2 separate regions of the Homo sapiens genome follow, and region 2 is linked to region 1. The links are chromatin loops, found by intact Hi-C in ENCODE. Cell type or tissue: CD4-positive, alpha-beta T cell. All regions are shown on one strand. Each heading gives the region's core, and the rest is flanking DNA. Links, peaks and the distances in the headings are about the cores only. Region 1 overlaps CDYL2 (chromodomain Y like 2). Region 2 has its middle 7.3 kb from the start of LINC01227.

Region 1 (8,338 bases), core at 287-8,286:
ATGAGGATGGAATGAGACAACCTGTGTGAATCCCATAGTAGGCACTCAGCAACTTGTGAGTATTGCATAGTTGAGAGAAAGGACTCTGGGGAATATGCCAAAGTGACACTTGGAGTCTCCATTTCACACTGTTGTGGGGGCAGGTGTAGATCACTTCTACTCCAGCTGCCCATAATAATCAAGGAGCCACCCTGGTTTCTGAGGATGGCTGTGTTAAGTGAGGAACCAGAATGGATAATGTATCCCTCAATTGGGGATAGCATCCTTCAGCGATCTGTCTAAACTTTTCCTCCCTTCCTCCAGGCCTGAAGGGAATGTGGTGGTGTTCTGTACCTGGGGTTTGAAATGTTCTTGGTGGAGAACTTGGACATGGTTCCTGTGCCCTGCCAGGAGTGGCTGTGTTTTCTGAAAACTTATTTGCATGGTAGAAGTGCCCTACGGTCTGTCCTTGTCTGTCTCAGGCTCTGTGGCCTCACCCCAACCCCAGCCCTCCACTTCCTGCCCTCTCAGACAGCTTACCCCTAGCTCAGGGGCAGCTGCCCCTGTATCTTTAATGACAAGTTTCTATCTTTCCTTCTGTGTCTTGCACACTGCAGTGAATTCCCTGACACCTTTTGTTGCTGCATGTAGACCACTGTGCACCATTTCTTGATTCCCCTGGGATCCTTCTGGCATTTCTCTATTGATTGGGCAGTTTTTCTTCCCCTCTTTGCTGAGTTGAGATCCCTCTTTCTGTCTCAGAGTTTCTCCTCAGGAAATCTTACACACATCTTTATTATTTTATCCAGTGTGATTATCTCTGTCTTTTAATATGAGTTTAATATGTTCACAGAATAATGTAATTATTGAGATATTTGGATTATTTCTCCTATTTTAGGTAGCATTTTATTTTTACCCATTCTTGTTCTCTGTTCCCTCTCTCATTCCTATTTTCTGACCTTTTAATGCTTTTCACTGGATTGATACATTTTATACATTCCTTCTCCTTGGGCTGACTCAGAAGCTAGCTGTAGATTGTATTTTTAAACTTCAGCACACATACTAAAGTATGATCTTTTTCTAACAAATATGATGTCCTCTTACTGAATTTGGCAAGATGCTTCCTTCTGCTTGGCTTTCAGTTGTCATTGAACATGTCTCTTCCACATCTTACTATTATTTTATACACCCAACATTATTAAACACCATTGATTATTATTTTCACAGCCAGTAATTACATTTACTAAAATTTTAAAAATCTATTTTTTTACCCGTGTCTTCCTCTGAATTAAATTTTTGATTTGCTAAGTTTCTCTTAATTTTTTTAGAGTCTGTGGTAGATAAATTTTCTTGGTGTTAGAACACCTGAAAATGTCCATTTATGTGGTCCTTTAAATGCTGCTTTAGCTGGGTATAAAATTGGTTGACAGTTATTTTGTCTCAGCATTTTGATGAATAGTAGCTCATTTTTTCAAGCCTCTGTTATTGCTGTTTTCAGTCTGCCATTCCTTTTTGACAATATGATTTTTCTGTCTATGCTTTTTTTTAAGAACTCTTTACCCATGGAATTCTACAGTTTATCATTAATATTATTTGTCTGTGTGTCCTGCTTGGTACTTAGAGTGCTCTTTCAAACTGAGAACTTTTTCTTTTTGAGTTCTACAAAAAGTTCAGCTATTCTTTTCTTAGAGTTATCCCTTATATAGAACTTTGATTCTTATCTGCAGGATATTTATGTTTAAAATATATTTAACTTTTTATTTTGAAATAATTTCAAACTTACAGAAAACTATGAAGGACCCATTTTCTGATTAACCAGTTTTTTTAACTTTTTTCTCTCTTTCTGTGTGTGTCTGTATATGTATATGTATATAGACACACATATTTATAATATATACACATTATATAAACTATATACAAATTGTTCTTTTTCTGTACCATCTGAGTGTAGACTATACATTATGCCTCCTTACCCCTTAATATCTAGTGTGGATATTTTATAAAAGGATATTCTTTTAAGTAAACACAATGTAGTTAAGAAATTCAAGAAATTTTGCGTTGATGCAATACTTTTATTTTAGCCCACATTCAGTTTTTTTGCTATTACCGCAATAATGTCTTTTAGATATTTATTTCTTCCAATATAGAATACAGTCTAGAATTCCATGATGCCTTTAGTTGCCATGTCTGTGTAGTCTCCTTTAATCTGGAACAGTTCTTCAGTCTGCCATTGTTTTTAATGACGCTGACATTTTTGAAGAATACAAGCTAGTTATTTTACTGAGTTTATCTAATGTTTCTTCAAGGTTAGATTTAGCTTATGCACTGAACTAGCTGATATGATGCTCTTCCTTCTTATCCATCTCATCTGTCTGTTCATCCATCCATCCGTCTGTCCATCCATCCATCCATCCATCCATCCATCCATCCATCCATCCATCCATCACCTCTATCGTGAGTACAAATTCAAGGATTCTTACTTTATGTGACAGTTTATAATCTATTACTGCCATTATTTATTTTACTATTGAAAACATCCAAGATTTGGCCAGTGGGAGCCCCTTCAAGCTGCCTTATATGCCCTTTTGCAATGCCTGGCTATTCTTTTGATCACTTCCTATTTTTAGGTACAATAAGATTTTCTAGCCCAAAGTATACCTTACCTGCCCAAGCCCTGGAAGCAGCCATTTCTCTAGGAGCCCTTGTTTATTTTAGTGGGATTGTTATTTAGAAACCAACATGTGGGATCTACATAGCTCATTGCTATTTGGGTTTCATTTCTTCTAAGCCTTTTCAGCTGACAGAGCTAGGAAATATGTATAATTTTTAAAATCATGAATTCTTACCAATACCTATGATCCATTTTAACCTCACTGGATTCTTCCTTGCCTCTCTGCATCCCATATTTGTATGTCTTCTTCCACAGAGAGAATCCTATTTCTCCACAATATCATATATTTACTCATTTTCTCAATCCTGAACTACTCATAAAATAATCTTAGAATTGCTCCATTCTTACCACAGTGAAAAGCAAACCCACTAAGAAGAGTTCAAGATTTATCTGTTGTATATTCATAATATTATATCCAAAAGTTATTTGTATTTGTTCTTCCCCTCTCCCCTTTTGATGTGGTTATGTTATTCCTTTGAAAGACGATTAGGTTTATTTCTTTCTCTTTTCATTTAGTTTATTTCCACCCCCCATCTTTATTGCTTTTATTTTATATCTTAACATGTTTTAACATACTTCCAAAAATTAAAACAAAAAGATATCCTCAAAGAAGGGTCACCTCTTCCCCATCCCTTTTACTCAATTTTCCCTGCCAACCACTTGTGATAATCAATTTCATTGTTTTCTGGTTTATTCTTCTTGTGATTTTTTTTTTTTTGGAAAAAAAAGCAAATTTATGTTATTTTCCCATCTTTTTTTTTTACATTTAAAGGTAAAGTACTTTTCCACCTTTCTTCTCTTTATTGGAATGTATACTGTGTAAACCACTCCATATTCATAGAGATAGCTCTTTCTTTTTTAGAGCGACATAGTATTCTATTGTGTGGGTGCATCGTAGTTTATTTCACCAGTCTATGCTTGCACATTTAGGTAGTTTCCAGTATTTTGCAGTTATAGATAAAGCTACAATAATTTTATGCATATATATATTTGTACCATTGGAAGTACAGTTTTCCTGTTAAATTTCTAGAAGTGGGATTGCTGGGTTTCGTGAGAGTAAGTGCATAAACAGTGTTGTCAGATACTGCCAAATTTCTTCCCATCACACTTGTACCTTTCTGTATCTCCCCCACAATGAAGATAATGCCTGACTCCCCACATTCTCTGTTGCAGAGTATATTGTCAAGGTCTTGAATTTTTGCCAAGCATAAGATGCATGAGAAATGGTATTTCAGTGTAGTTTTAATTTTCTTTGTTATGAGTTTTAATGTGCACTATTCTTTTGGGTGGATTTGGAGCCATTTCTTCTATTTAAGGGCCATTTTTGTGTAATGCTGTGGATTGTTTGTTCTGTCTTTTGTTCATTTTTTCCTGAAGGAATTTTTGGTCTTCTTATCTTCAGTGTTTAAAAGTTCTTTACAATTGGGGATATTAGCCTTTTATCTGTGATACACAACTGTTTTTCCCAGTTTGTCATTTGCTGTTTAATTAGTTCTTTATGCTATTCACTGTCCTTGTTTCCTTTCTGTCTGCTTTTGTTTGAACATTTCTTGTTTATTTTAAATGAATGTTTTTCTTGCATCTGAGCATTTGAAATGTTCCTATTTTAAAGTCCTTGTCAAATTGTTTCATGATGTTAATTTAATTTTATTTGGAGTAATTCATGTTTTGAGTATTGATTTTGCTGGCTTGTTTTCTAAGCGTGAGCTGTCTACAAGTTTTGGTATTTTGGTGTGCAGGCTCATTTCAAGAGCAAAGTTTCTGTTTTGTTTTCGTTTCTCGTTCCTTCTCTCTCTCTCTGATAGTTTTGTGTTCGCCTCTACCTGGTCCTGAGATCCTAATAAAGCCTTAGCCGTGGATATCACATCCCTTGGTTACTGTTTTACTGCCTTCAGGGTGGACAGCTCACTTCATCCCCTGGCTTCCAGCTCTAAGCCTGGGCTCCCCCTCCCATCTTGCAGGGAAGACTTAGTCCTTGTTGCCTTTGAAGAACCCACATCTTCCCTCCCCTCTCCCACCCCACTGACTGCTTTGTGTCAGTGTTGTGCCTCTCATACGCAGAGATGATTATCTCGTTTGTGAGCCCGGCTTCATCTTATTGACTCTCTCCTTTTGTATTTTATCTGTCGCTTCTGTATGTTTGGAACAGGGGCACGGTGTCAGCACGTGAGTTTATGGAGCCTTCTTAATGGGAAATACTCCTTTGTACGCTAAAGGAGGGAATGTTGGAAGTCTTGAGGGGAACAGAAGGAAGGAAACTAGCATGATGGGGGCTTTCCTATTTTCCAGATATGTAGCATGCACCATTTCCTTTACTTCTCAGCTGCCCTCCCATTTCACACGCAGGACAGTGGGGGCACAGAACAGGCGAGCAAGTTGTCCAGCCCTGCAGCCCATGAGGGGGATGTGGGATCTGAATGCAGGCAGTGCCCCCGACTGGACGTCACCCTGGCTTTTGGGCTCAGCAGAGCAGTTAGTCCCCTCTGTGCCTGGAATGCCTAATCTTTGGCCTAGGCCTGGGTGTGGGGTTGGGAGTAGGAGAGGCATGATTAGGGACACTCACCAATTAGTTCCTCCTTTTTGAATGCCTTGGTGTCCTCCAGCTGACATTGGAGAAGTGCCTGGAGTGTGCTGGGCACTTTATTGACCCCAGGTCAGTTCTTTAATTGATTGAGTTCAAAACAGCCCGAAGAGTAGGTACTTTTAGCCCCTACCTTTTAAAATACTAAGTAAGATTGAATCTCATTTCTCATATTTTGTGGGAACAAGGAGACCAATGCTCAAGAGCTCGTGTGGCTTCCTTGCTTCTCCCATTAGCAAATGTAGGGCTGGGATTATTTCCATGTCCTCTGACTGCAGAGCCCTAAGCTTCCACAGTTCCAACATGTTCTGTTTCTCACAGCGTCTTCCCTGCCAGCTTGTTGCTGTCACTCGGGAAGCATGATGCTCCTGAAGGAGAGGGACCTCGAGGACTGCTCGGTGAGAGGGCAGAGTCTGAGGGGCTCTGGAGGCACCATTCCCCTGCGTCTCCTGGAGAGAAGGCCCGTTTCAGCCACCCGCATCCAGAATTGCACACATTTTGAATCCAGTACTCAAGGAGGCTCTGATCCCTGCTTGGCTCAGAGGTGTTGCATCTTTCTAAGTTTATCGGAGAGGCGAGCCCAGTGTCCTGGCAGAGGGTAGGAGGGTCTCTTTGCCTCTGCTAGTTTCATGGCTTATTTGGTAAGATGGCCTCAGGGCCCTCGTCTCTTCGGGTGCTTCTCCACCCTGTTGCGCTAATGGAAAGACCATGAGATTTGGGTTCACGAACACCTCCCCTCCCTGCATCACTCTTTATCACATCACCCTATTGTTTTCCAATCTGTAATTTTTTTAGGTATTAGTTACTTGTTAGCTTTTCATCTCCCCAACCCAAAGCAAGCTCCATGAGGGCACAGGCCCTATTTCTCTACTTTCTTTTGGATCCCCATCACCTGGTAGATACCTAGCCCATAGGAGGTGGCAAGTAACTAGATTTTGAATGAATGAATGAATAAAATGAGGAGATGGCTGGCTCCAATCCTGGCTCTTCCATTTACAATCTCTGTGACTTCCAGCAAGGTACTCACTTTTCCTTATCTGTAAAATGGACTAACTAGAATGGCAAATGTATAAGACTGTTCAATAATTGACACCCAGCCTTAGAGCTGCTCAGAAAAGGCCTGGCCTGGCCCCAGCAGGGATGGATGTCCCCAGGCTCTGGGCATCTGGTGACACCCTGCGCCCACCAAAAGCAGCTCCCATGAGGTGAAGCCTCCACGAACGGGACCGTGCCCTGGATCTGCCTGGGCCGCTGCAGAAACCACAGCCAGCTCTGTCTGATTAGGAAGGCCTTCTGAGTTGCTGAGGGTTTGAGATTAACCCTGAAGGAACAACTCCCTCTACACAAGCCTTGTAATTAGACACTCGTGTTTACTCTCCGAAGTTCACTGAATCATTTTACCTGGTGTCAGGAGCTGCATCTTGATGTTTGACAAAGCCTGATTGCTTTTGGTAAGGGAACAATACAAAACTGGGGCTTCACAGAAGCTGTGGGTGGCACAGGCCCATCTCCATGCCGGGCAGCTCTGATGTCTGAAGCGTTGCCTTGCATGTAGCAGGGTTTGGTGGAGCGTTTTCTGGTCCCTGCCTTAGGCCTGGTCCTTGAGATTCCAAGATTCCCAATGCCATTTATGAGCCTGAGCCCACCCGGAGGTGGACCCAGGGCCCTGTATGCAGAGGGGCAATTCCTGTAGGCTTCTAGGTGCCACGGGTGTTATGCAGCGCTGGGCTCTGAGTGTGCCAGTGGCCTTGCCTTCAGACATTATGTTATTAGAGAGACAGCAAATATTACCAGAATGGTGTTGTGCTAAGCTGGGCATGATGATTATAAAGCAAATAAGAGCCACCATTTATTCCTGGTTTACTGTGTGCTGCTTCTTTAAATGTTATCTTACTTGATCCTCATATCCTGCTCACCAAGGATCAGAACACGGAGCCTGTCCAGGCTGTGTACACACAGTAATCTTCCTTAGGAGGGGCATGGGACAGGTTGGCTTCCCGGGCTGGGCTTCTGGTTGGGTTCCGGAGTCTCAGTCTCTGTAGTGACTTTTTCCCAACCCAGCCCGGCAGAGCGCTGAGCACATGGTCAGTGCCTGTCTGCGTCTCCTTGCACCCTTCTTCCCCAAATCACCACGGCTGAGCAGAGTCATCGTGAGATGTGGCTCCATCCTGCACGGGGCAGTCACTCACTTCATTGGCAGAAATGGTGACAGTCCAGGAGATTTTCCAACTTCCGTTGGCATGCAAGCATGGGGCAGCCCCATGCATGAGGAAGATGGCTCACACTCGACACCACAGTGACTCCTGGGGTTTGAGGAATTCTTGGGTTGTCTGGATCCTGGCTCTCAAAGCCTGGACCCTGGAGCAGCCTGATTTTTCACAATCCTCCCATGATCCCTGTGTACACGCAAGTGTAAGAACCATGGGTTGAAGTTCTCAAGCTTGCCTGCATGTCTGAATCACCTGGGAAGCATTGTCATCATTTTTAATGAACTTAATTCCTAAAACATATTCTTTAAAATAATAGCTTAAAGAGTGTAACTAGATTGTTTGTAACTCAAAGAATACATGCTTGAGGAATTGGAGACCCCATTCTCCATGATGTGCTTATCTCACATTACATGCCTGTATCAGGACGTCTCATGTACCCTTAAATATGTACACCTATTATGTACTCACAAAAGTTAAAACAATAAAAAGAAGAAAAATAAGAAATTAAAATACTCTTTAAAATAAATTTCACTTTTTTGTTTTTTCGTTTGTTTGCTTTTTTGTTTTTTGAGACGGAGTTTCACTCTTGTTGCCCAGGCTGGAGTGCAATGGTGCGATCTCGGCTTACTGCAACCTCCACCTCCTGGGTTCAAGCGATTCTCCTGCCTCAGACTTCCAAGTAGCTGGGATTACAGGCATGCACCACCATGCCCGGCTAATTTTGTGTTTTTAGTAGAGATAGAATATCTCCATGTTGATCAGGTTGGTCTCAAACTCCTGACCTCAGGTGATCCGCCTGCCTTGGCCTCCCAAAGTGCCAGGATTACAGGCGTGAGCCATCGCGCCCAGCCAAATTTCACTTTTTAACCAGTTATAGGTTCACAGAAAAATTGGAAC
Region 2 (8,338 bases), core at 125-8,124, 77 kb after region 1:
TCAGACTTAAAGAGTCTTTTCTATCAGTCTTAAGGTTTGTGTTGATGTTAATACTGGTCAGCTGGGCCTGAACTCCAAAGGCAGGAGCATGTCCAACTCCTGCTTCCCATGATGGCCTGCATTAGTTTTTCAGGCTAACTTTAGAACGCCCTTGGCCAAGGGGAGGGGTCCGTTCAGATGGTTGAGGGGCTTAGAATTTTATTTTTAGTTTACACCTGGTACACAGCAGAGATGGGCGTGAGGCAGCAGGTGGGGAAACTTTTCTGCCTAGGTACAGCTTGGCTCCATCCCTTTACAGTCTCTGCTCTGTCCTTTGTTGGTGTGGCTACTCGGCAAATCATTAGATAAATGTGCAAAAGTCGTGGAATTGCAAGGTGTGGCTCTAGCAAGATTCAGTTTAGGGGTTTTTCTATGGCATTCCCTATAGACAATTTTGAAAAATACCCAGAAACAGCTCCATGCCTGGAAAGGAAATGCCAAAACCAGCCTGATTAAGACTGAAACTCCAGATGTCATCAAATTTCCAAACATGTGCATTTCTTGGTGGGTGGCAAGCAGTAGCCTGGGTGCTGACTCACCAGGCTGGGATCCAAGTGGCTGGGGTTGTTTCCCACAAGAATGGTTCATCAGCTGGTTGCCATTGTGCCACTGCTGTGTTTGCTCTTCTCCGGCCCAGACAGTCCTCACCATTTCCGAAGGTCCACACTGAGGTCCACACTTCTTCATCTGAAGCACACGTAGGGCATGCACATCTGGCTTTGGAGCTCTTGGTTGGCAAATCAGCAGCTCATCCTCTGTCTAATGAACCCATGGGGTTGGGACACAGAGTTGAAGGGGTGAAGTTCTGCATCTGACCTTCCATGAATCCTTTACCTTCTTATTGCTAAAGCATCGTTGAATTTTAATCTTTCTCTCAGGCTCCTATATCCAGTTAACGACCAAGTCCTTTGAAACCTGACTCCTCAACATTGTTCTTATCTATCCCTTCCTCTCATTCCTATCATGGTAGGTTCTTTCATTTTATCTCCTGATTCTCTCTCCTAGCTGGTCACCTACCCTTCAGTCTAATCCAGCATTTCCTAAACTTTACCTTTTTGATTTTGTCCACATCTCTCTCCCATCTGTAGTATTCAACCTTGCACGTTTGTTTACATTGACTGCATTTATTATATAAAATCTAACATTGTACTGTCTACATAAACACCTGTAAAACATATACACATACATTTTCTAAAAACTTAGCTAGTAAAATAAACCTGTGCACAACATAAAGACATAAAATACTTTGAAATATCTCCATTGGTGCATGGAGCACTCTTTGGGAAACTCGAAACCCATTCTTTACTCTGCAGCTGGGGTGGTCTTTTTATTAATTTAAAATTTTTTATTATTAAATGTTTTTATTTTAATAGCTTTAGGGGTACAAGTGGTTTTTTGTTACGTGGACGAATTATACAGTAGTAAAGTCTGGGCTTTTAGTGTAATCATCTCCTGAGTAGTGTGATGAGTACTTGGGTACGCATCACACTACTACATTGTGCCCAAAAGGTGATTTTTTTTCATCCTTTACCCCCCTCCCACCCTTCCTCCTTCTGAGTCTCTAATGTGATTATACCACTCTGCATGCTTTTGTGTACCTATAACTTAGCTCCCACTTATAAGTGAGAACATGCGGTATTTGGTTTCCCATTCCTGAGTTACTTCACTTAGGATAATGGCCTCCAGTCCCATCCAAGTTGCTGCAAAAGACATTATTTCACTCTTTTTTTAAATGGCTGAGTAGTTTTCCTTGGTGTGTGTGTGTGTGTGTGTGTGTATACACCACTTTTATATGGTATATACGTACATATGTATATCCATGCCATATTTTCTTTATCCACTCATTGGTTGATGGACATTTAGGTTGATTCCCTATCTTTGCTACTGTGCATAGTGCTGTGATAAACATATGAGCAGATATCATTTTTATATAATGATTTCTTTTCCTTTGAGTAGATACCCAGTAGTGGGATTGCTGGATCAAATAGCAGATCTACTTTCAGTTCTTTGAGAAATCCAGGAGTGGTCTTTTAAAAACACAAATTCGAATACATTACTCTACAGATTAAAATCCATTGAAGGCTTTGTACCAGATTCAGTTTAAATACCATCCTGTATCTGAGCACTTGCCTTGCTTTCTAGCTGGGGCAGCCCTAGCAGCGTCTTATATTGTTCCCTAGTTTTATAGCCAGGTTGTTGAGGCAGCAGGTGGGGAAGCCAGGTAGTAGGCTTCAGAGAGAATAGATATACATGTTTCTTATCAGACTTAAAGAGTCTTTTCTGTCAGTCTTAAGGTCTGTGTTGATGTTAATGCTCGTCAGCTGGGCCTGAATTACAAAGGGAGGAGCATGCCTCTACTGTTGCTCCAAATCCCAGTTACTGTTAGGGTCTCTCCGGCCATGAGCCTGCATGGCCCTCTTTTCTCCTGCCCAGGGGCTTCCTCCAGGTGCAAGACACTACATGATCCACCTGGTGTTCCCACATGCCCAGTGCTTACACATCAGAAGTGCAGGAGTTAATCACCTATGGGGCAAATGTTGACCAATGCCTTATGGAAGCCTTGTGTAAAGTCCCCTGTCTTCCCTCGCTTAGATGGATGTTTCAGAGATGCAATCTTTCTCACGTTCTCTGCAAAGATGCCTGGTAAAGCCAAAGAGATCATCTTGTCACCAAGTCATGACCAGTTGGGTAATGACATCCTTCTATTTGCTCCCAGTGCCTCCCTTACTTACTCCCCCTTTCCCTCATTTCTACTTCCCAGGGATTGCACTCCCTGGAAAGCTTTACCCTCGGGCTCAGTTTCCTAGGGAACCACGGACTAGAAGTTCTCATTTTGAGGTCTTCATAGACCTCATCTCTTCTCATGATGCCACTCCTTCTTCTCCCTGTACTCAATGTTCCAACTTCTACAATCTACTCTTGGTTTCCCCTACCAGCCAGCAGTCCCATTCCTTTGTTTACACTGTGTCCTTGTCTTCAAAACCTATTAATACCTATTATTCTATCAAGACTTCACTCAGGGATCACCCCTCTCCCCCACCGCCAGGAGCCTTCCCTGATCCTCCTCCCCTCTCCACATAGAATTAATCATTCCTCTTCTTCACCCTGTTGTATTCTTCCAGAGTTCTCTGATAGCAGCTCCACTTGGTACTTCATTGCATGTACTTATTCATGCTCAAATGCAAGTTCCACAAGGGAAGATATTTTTTGCATTTTGTACATTTTTGTGCCCATTTTTTGAATAAATGAATATCTGACCCTTTCAGCTATGCGACTATGTTTTGCACATCAGTGTCTCCAAATGCCATCCTAGGGCCATTGTAGGGTGTACAGAGCAGAAGCTCATACATATTTGATGAATGCATGAGTGAAATTTAGTCTAAATCATTGAGCATGTATTGAACAATCATCATGAGCAGAGATGAACCCCTCATGCTAACCATTTGCCTCAACAATGCACAAAGTTTCTCACAAAAAGCAGCCAGACGCTGTGGATGAGTCATTTCAAAACCAACCCAGTACTAAGAAGACAACCACAAGCTTTGAGTCGCTACATGGCTGGCCAGAAGCTTGATCTTCTGAGTGTGAGTCCCAGCTGGGAAGCACAAACTATTGTGTTCACCGCAGGAGTCAGAAATGCCTGGGCCTGTCTAGAAGATGATGGGATGGCCTCATGGAGATTCTTTGCTCAGGGTCTCCTGGGAAAGAAACATTCTGAAGGAAGATTGAATCCAGGCCAAAAGCTTGCTGCAAGAACAGAGGTCCATATCTGAGGAAGGCGCTTCCCCACTGAACTCCCCCTAGAGCAAGGCAGCTATGGTAAAACCTGAGCACAGAACCAAAGAGCTGCTTCATATCAAAACTTGGTGAGGCGCTGCAAGCACAGAGCCGTGGTGTTTTTTAACCAGGGAAACAGGATGTAGCCCGAGTGGGGATAGGTACTTTCCCACCAGGGGTGGTTGTTGGAGCCCATGATGGCGTCAAGCTAGAGGACATAGTGCAGTGCAGTGGGGCTTTGGGAACAGCAATGGACGCTTCCACAGAGAGATGGCGCTGGAGCTGGTGAGCAGGACTATATGGCAGGCTCCATGGAATACCTAAAAGGGGCTTGTTCTTGAGCTGATGTGTGATGCCCCTGGTAGCATATAGTGGGGATAATGGGAAGATTAAGTCAGAGAAGGAAAGTTTTTGTATTGCTGTTGCTATTTTATATTTTTATTGTTGTATCAAATGACCCTAGGTTCTGACATATATATAAACCATTGGTAATTGATTTAATTATATAATTTATGTAAAGTCTTAACCCAATGTCTGTACATAGTAAGTGCTCAATTGCTTTTAGCTATTATTATTATTATTATTAATGAAGGAGATAGTACTAATTCATCCAGGCCGCTATAACAAAATACCATAAACTGGGTAGCCTATAAGCCACTGAAATCCATTGCTCACAGTTCTAGAGGCTGGGAAGTCCAAGATCAAGGCACCAGTAGATTTTATGTCTGGTGAGAGCCTACTTTCTCAGATGGCACCTTCTCACTGCGTCCTCACATGATGGAAGGAGCAGGGAGCTCTCTCAGGCCTATTTTATAAGGGCACTGATTCCATTCATGGTGGATTTGCCCTCATAACCTAATCAACTCGTAAAGGCCCCGCCTCCTAATACCATCACCTTGGCAGTTACATTTCAACATAGGAATTTTAGGGGAACACAAAAATTCACACCATAGCACCAGGGTCGGGGATAGAGAAATGGCTTTTGATTACAATTGCTCTGACCCCTGTTTTTATCTCTGGACTAATAATAGGGCTGGGGATCACATAGGCAATGTTTAAATACGTGTGTTGAAGTTATTAAAAAAAGAAGGAGAGAAAGAGAGACTCAGAATAGAGACTTGCAGATTCTAGTTTCCATCTTGGTTCTACCCACATGGATTGAGTGTCACCATATGTCCCTGGGCTAGGCACTCTTGGCTTGCCATTGTACTTAACCCTCTTGGAATTTTTCTGAGTCGTAATTTTTCCCTGTGAAAGATAGGGAAACTGAGGCTTGGGGACTGGAAGATATCTAGTAAGTCTTGCTCTCCTGTGAAATATAGGGAAATTGGCCAGGCAAGGTAGCTCAAGCGTGTAATCCCAGCACTTTGGGAAGCTGGGGTGGGTGAATTACCTCAGATCGGGAGCTCGAGACCACCCTGACCACATGGAGAAACCCCATCTCTACTAAAAATACAAAATTAGCCAGGCATGGTGGTGCATGCCTGTAATCCCTGCTACTCGGGAGGCTGAGGCAGGAGAATCGCTTGAACCCAGGAGGCGGAGGTTACAGTGAGCCGAGATCATGCTATTGTACTACTCCCGTCTGGGCAACAAGAGTGAAACACCTTCAAAAAAAAAAGAAAAGGAAGGAAGAAGGAAAGAAGAAAGAAAGAAAGAAGAAAGAAAGAAAGAAAGAAAGAAGAAGGAAAGAAAGAAAGAAAGAATGAAAGAAAGAATAAAGAAAGAAAGAAAGAAAGAAAGAAAGAAAGAAAGAAAGAAAGAAAGAAAAAGAAATATAAGGAAACTGAGGGTTGGGGACTAGAAGATACCTGGGAAGCCTTCCTTTCCTGTTGTAAGAGGTGATGAAATGAAGACTCACCTGGGTAAAAGTCACCTGCCCAAGGTTTTCTTACCTTATAGATGAAGGAAATGAGATACAGGAAGCTTAAGATGCTAGTCTGAGATCTTAGGCTGGTTAGAATCAGCAGCCAGTGCCAACATTTGAACATCCTCTCTGACTTCAAATTGCTTTATACCCCACTCTCCTGTCTCAGGCATGAGAAAGGCCTGGAGTGTCTTGGCCCCAGTGCAATGGAAACAAAAATGGAGGCAAAGCAGGTTTGGATCTGACCTCCCATCTGTGTCCCTGGCTTTCAGAAGCCCCCTGGCTTTCCCCAGCCAAGGGAAAAGACGCTCGGTGAGCTGGAGAAATGGTTTGGCTGAATGTTCTAAATTTAGAAGGGGACCTGGATGCACCCTCAGTGGCTTTTGACTCGAGCCCAAAGTTGAAGCCTGTTGGTGTTTTTCCTCTTTGGTTTCCCTGCGGGGCAGGAAAGCTGCTCTCTCTCAGTTTCCTAAGGGCTCAGTCACCAGCGCCAGGTTTATAAATACCCTCTCCCTTCCCTGGCAGCTCTCACCTCAGCAGATCATTGGTGATTTCAGAATTCCTTGTGGAGTCTTTACACTCTGATGCACCAGGGTGATAACCCGGGGAGGGTCTGTGGCAGGGGTGTACCAAGACCCTGAAGAGCTCATACCCCCCTCGCTGTGGCCTTGCCGAGTAGTGCAAAACTGTGTGGGGAAGTAACACACTCCTTTGTCCCACTCAGGAAAAGGGCTTTGGAGGTTAGCACTGTGTGTCATTAAAGGGGAGAGAGAAAAGGTCATCAAGGGAGTACTTGTGGGGTGCTGTAAGTAGGGCCTGTGAAAAATGGTTCAATACTCGCTGATAACGTGAGCTAATATTGACTGTGGCTGGGTGCCAGCTCCACATGAGGCTTTTCCATGGACTACTGTATTGATGAACTCATATGCTTCCATGGATTCCCTACACTGATCCAGGGACAGAAATGGTTCTATTTTATGGGTGAGGCACTGAAGCCATAAGAAATGAAGTTATCCCAACCACTTAGCTGGTGCACGCAGGCATCCACATTTTCTCTCTTTCTACCATGCCATGTTGAGTCTGCTTATTGTGCCTAACTTGCAGCACAGTGGGCAACTAGGCAACCTGAAAAGTTTTGAAGTCGTGTAGACTGGCATTCAAGTCACAGCACTCCCACTTGTTCCTAAGAACCTGGGCAAATTCTCTAAACTTATCCGAGCCTCAGTTTTCTTATTTGTCAAATGGAAATGAGGTAGAGTCAATGTGAAGACTAACTGAGATTAAGACATTAACTTGAGAAGTAGTATTCCCTGAATAAATAGTAGTGACTAATAATAATAAAGCTAATATTTATTCATTCCTTCATGTGTCAGGCTATGCTTTACGTGTTTTATTTAATGATCTTAGCCATCTTAGGCAGACATGCTTTTATTAATTTTATTTTTCAAAAGAGAAATCTGAGGGTCAAAGAGGGTAAATGACTTGCCCATGGCTTCATAGCTAGTAAGTGGTGGAATGTGGATTTGAATCCAGAGGATGATTCCAAGTCCCTGTTCTTATTTCATCGATAGTGACTTTATCAGCAACACTATCATTGTTCATCATTAGCTGCATCATTGTCTGTCATCATCACCATCACCACCATCATCACCATCACCATTGTCATTATCACCATCGTCATCACCACTGTTACCATCATCAACATCATCACCATCACTATAGTCATCACCATCTTCATCACTATCATCATCACCACTGTAGTCATCACCATTATCACCATCACTATAGTCATCACCATCTTCATCACCATTATCATTACCATCATCATCATCACCATCACTATAGTCATCACTGTCTTCATCACCATCATCACCATCACTATAGTCATCACCATCTTCATCACCATCATCATCACCACTACAGTCATCACCATCATCATCATCACCATCATCATCATCACCATCACTATAGTCATCATGATCTTCATCACCATCATCACCATCACTATAGTCATCACCATCTTCATCACCATCATCACCATCACTAGAGTCATCACCATCTTCATCACCATCATCACCACCACTATAGTCATCACCATCTTCATCACCATCATCATCATCACCATCATCAACATCATCACCATCTTCATCATTACTACCACCATGTTTATCACTATCATCACCACCACCATCACTACTGTCATTATTGCCATTTTCACTATCTTCATCATCACTGGCACCACCACCATAATGATCATCATCATCATTGATATCATTATATGATTATTGCTATTCTTTAACTTGTCCTATTAGCCCAGGACCTCCTCCAGGGTAGGGACGGTGCCCACACCTGGCTTGGGCTTGGCTCACAATAGGGTCTCAGCATATGTCTGTGGGTGGGCTGACTGACCTGTGACTGACTGGAAACATGAAAGGGGGATCCTCTGTGAACTCAGCTCATCCAAGAGGCTTCCTCACCCCTTAGCCCAGAGAAATGGAGGGCTGGTTGACCTGAAGGAATCATTGAGAAGGACATGGTTAGCAAAAAGCCCACAGACTGAGTCCTACATTTTCCCTGCACTGTCCAATGTGGAAGCCACTAGCCACATGTGACTTTAAATACATAAACTCAATTGATTAAAATTAAATAAAATTG

Evidence for each region. A loop is a pair of places that touch in the nucleus more often than their neighbours do. Peaks named below come from ENCODE experiments on the same cell type or tissue, not always from the same donor. Only the 100,000 strongest peaks of a DNase experiment are listed, where the experiment ranks them.
Region 2: a loop joins it to region 1, with 2.1 times the contacts of the local background. A loop is called at or near these places in 4 of 110 quality-filtered maps.

What each region holds. Positions count from the first base shown.
Region 1 is chr16:80,653,138-80,661,475 of GRCh38, reverse strand. The region is part of intron 2 of CDYL2 (chromodomain Y like 2); the gene reads left to right. Among named protein-coding and RNA genes, the nearest start is that of LINC01227, 84 kb to the right of the region's middle. RefSeq lists enhancers at 4,390-4,529, 4,680-4,729. In CD4-positive, alpha-beta T cell, for the core only: no CTCF peak of the experiment used is centred there; a DNase peak (open chromatin) is centred at 4,675; H3K4me3 peaks cover 1,170 bases; H3K27ac peaks cover 1,116 bases.
Region 2 is chr16:80,575,897-80,584,234 of GRCh38, reverse strand. No RefSeq gene overlaps it. Among named protein-coding and RNA genes, the nearest start is that of LINC01227, 7.3 kb to the right of the region's middle. RefSeq lists an enhancer at 3,569-4,058. In CD4-positive, alpha-beta T cell, for the core only: no CTCF peak of the experiment used is centred there; DNase peaks (open chromatin) are centred at 3,564 and 3,974; H3K4me3 peaks cover 356 bases; H3K27ac peaks cover 986 bases.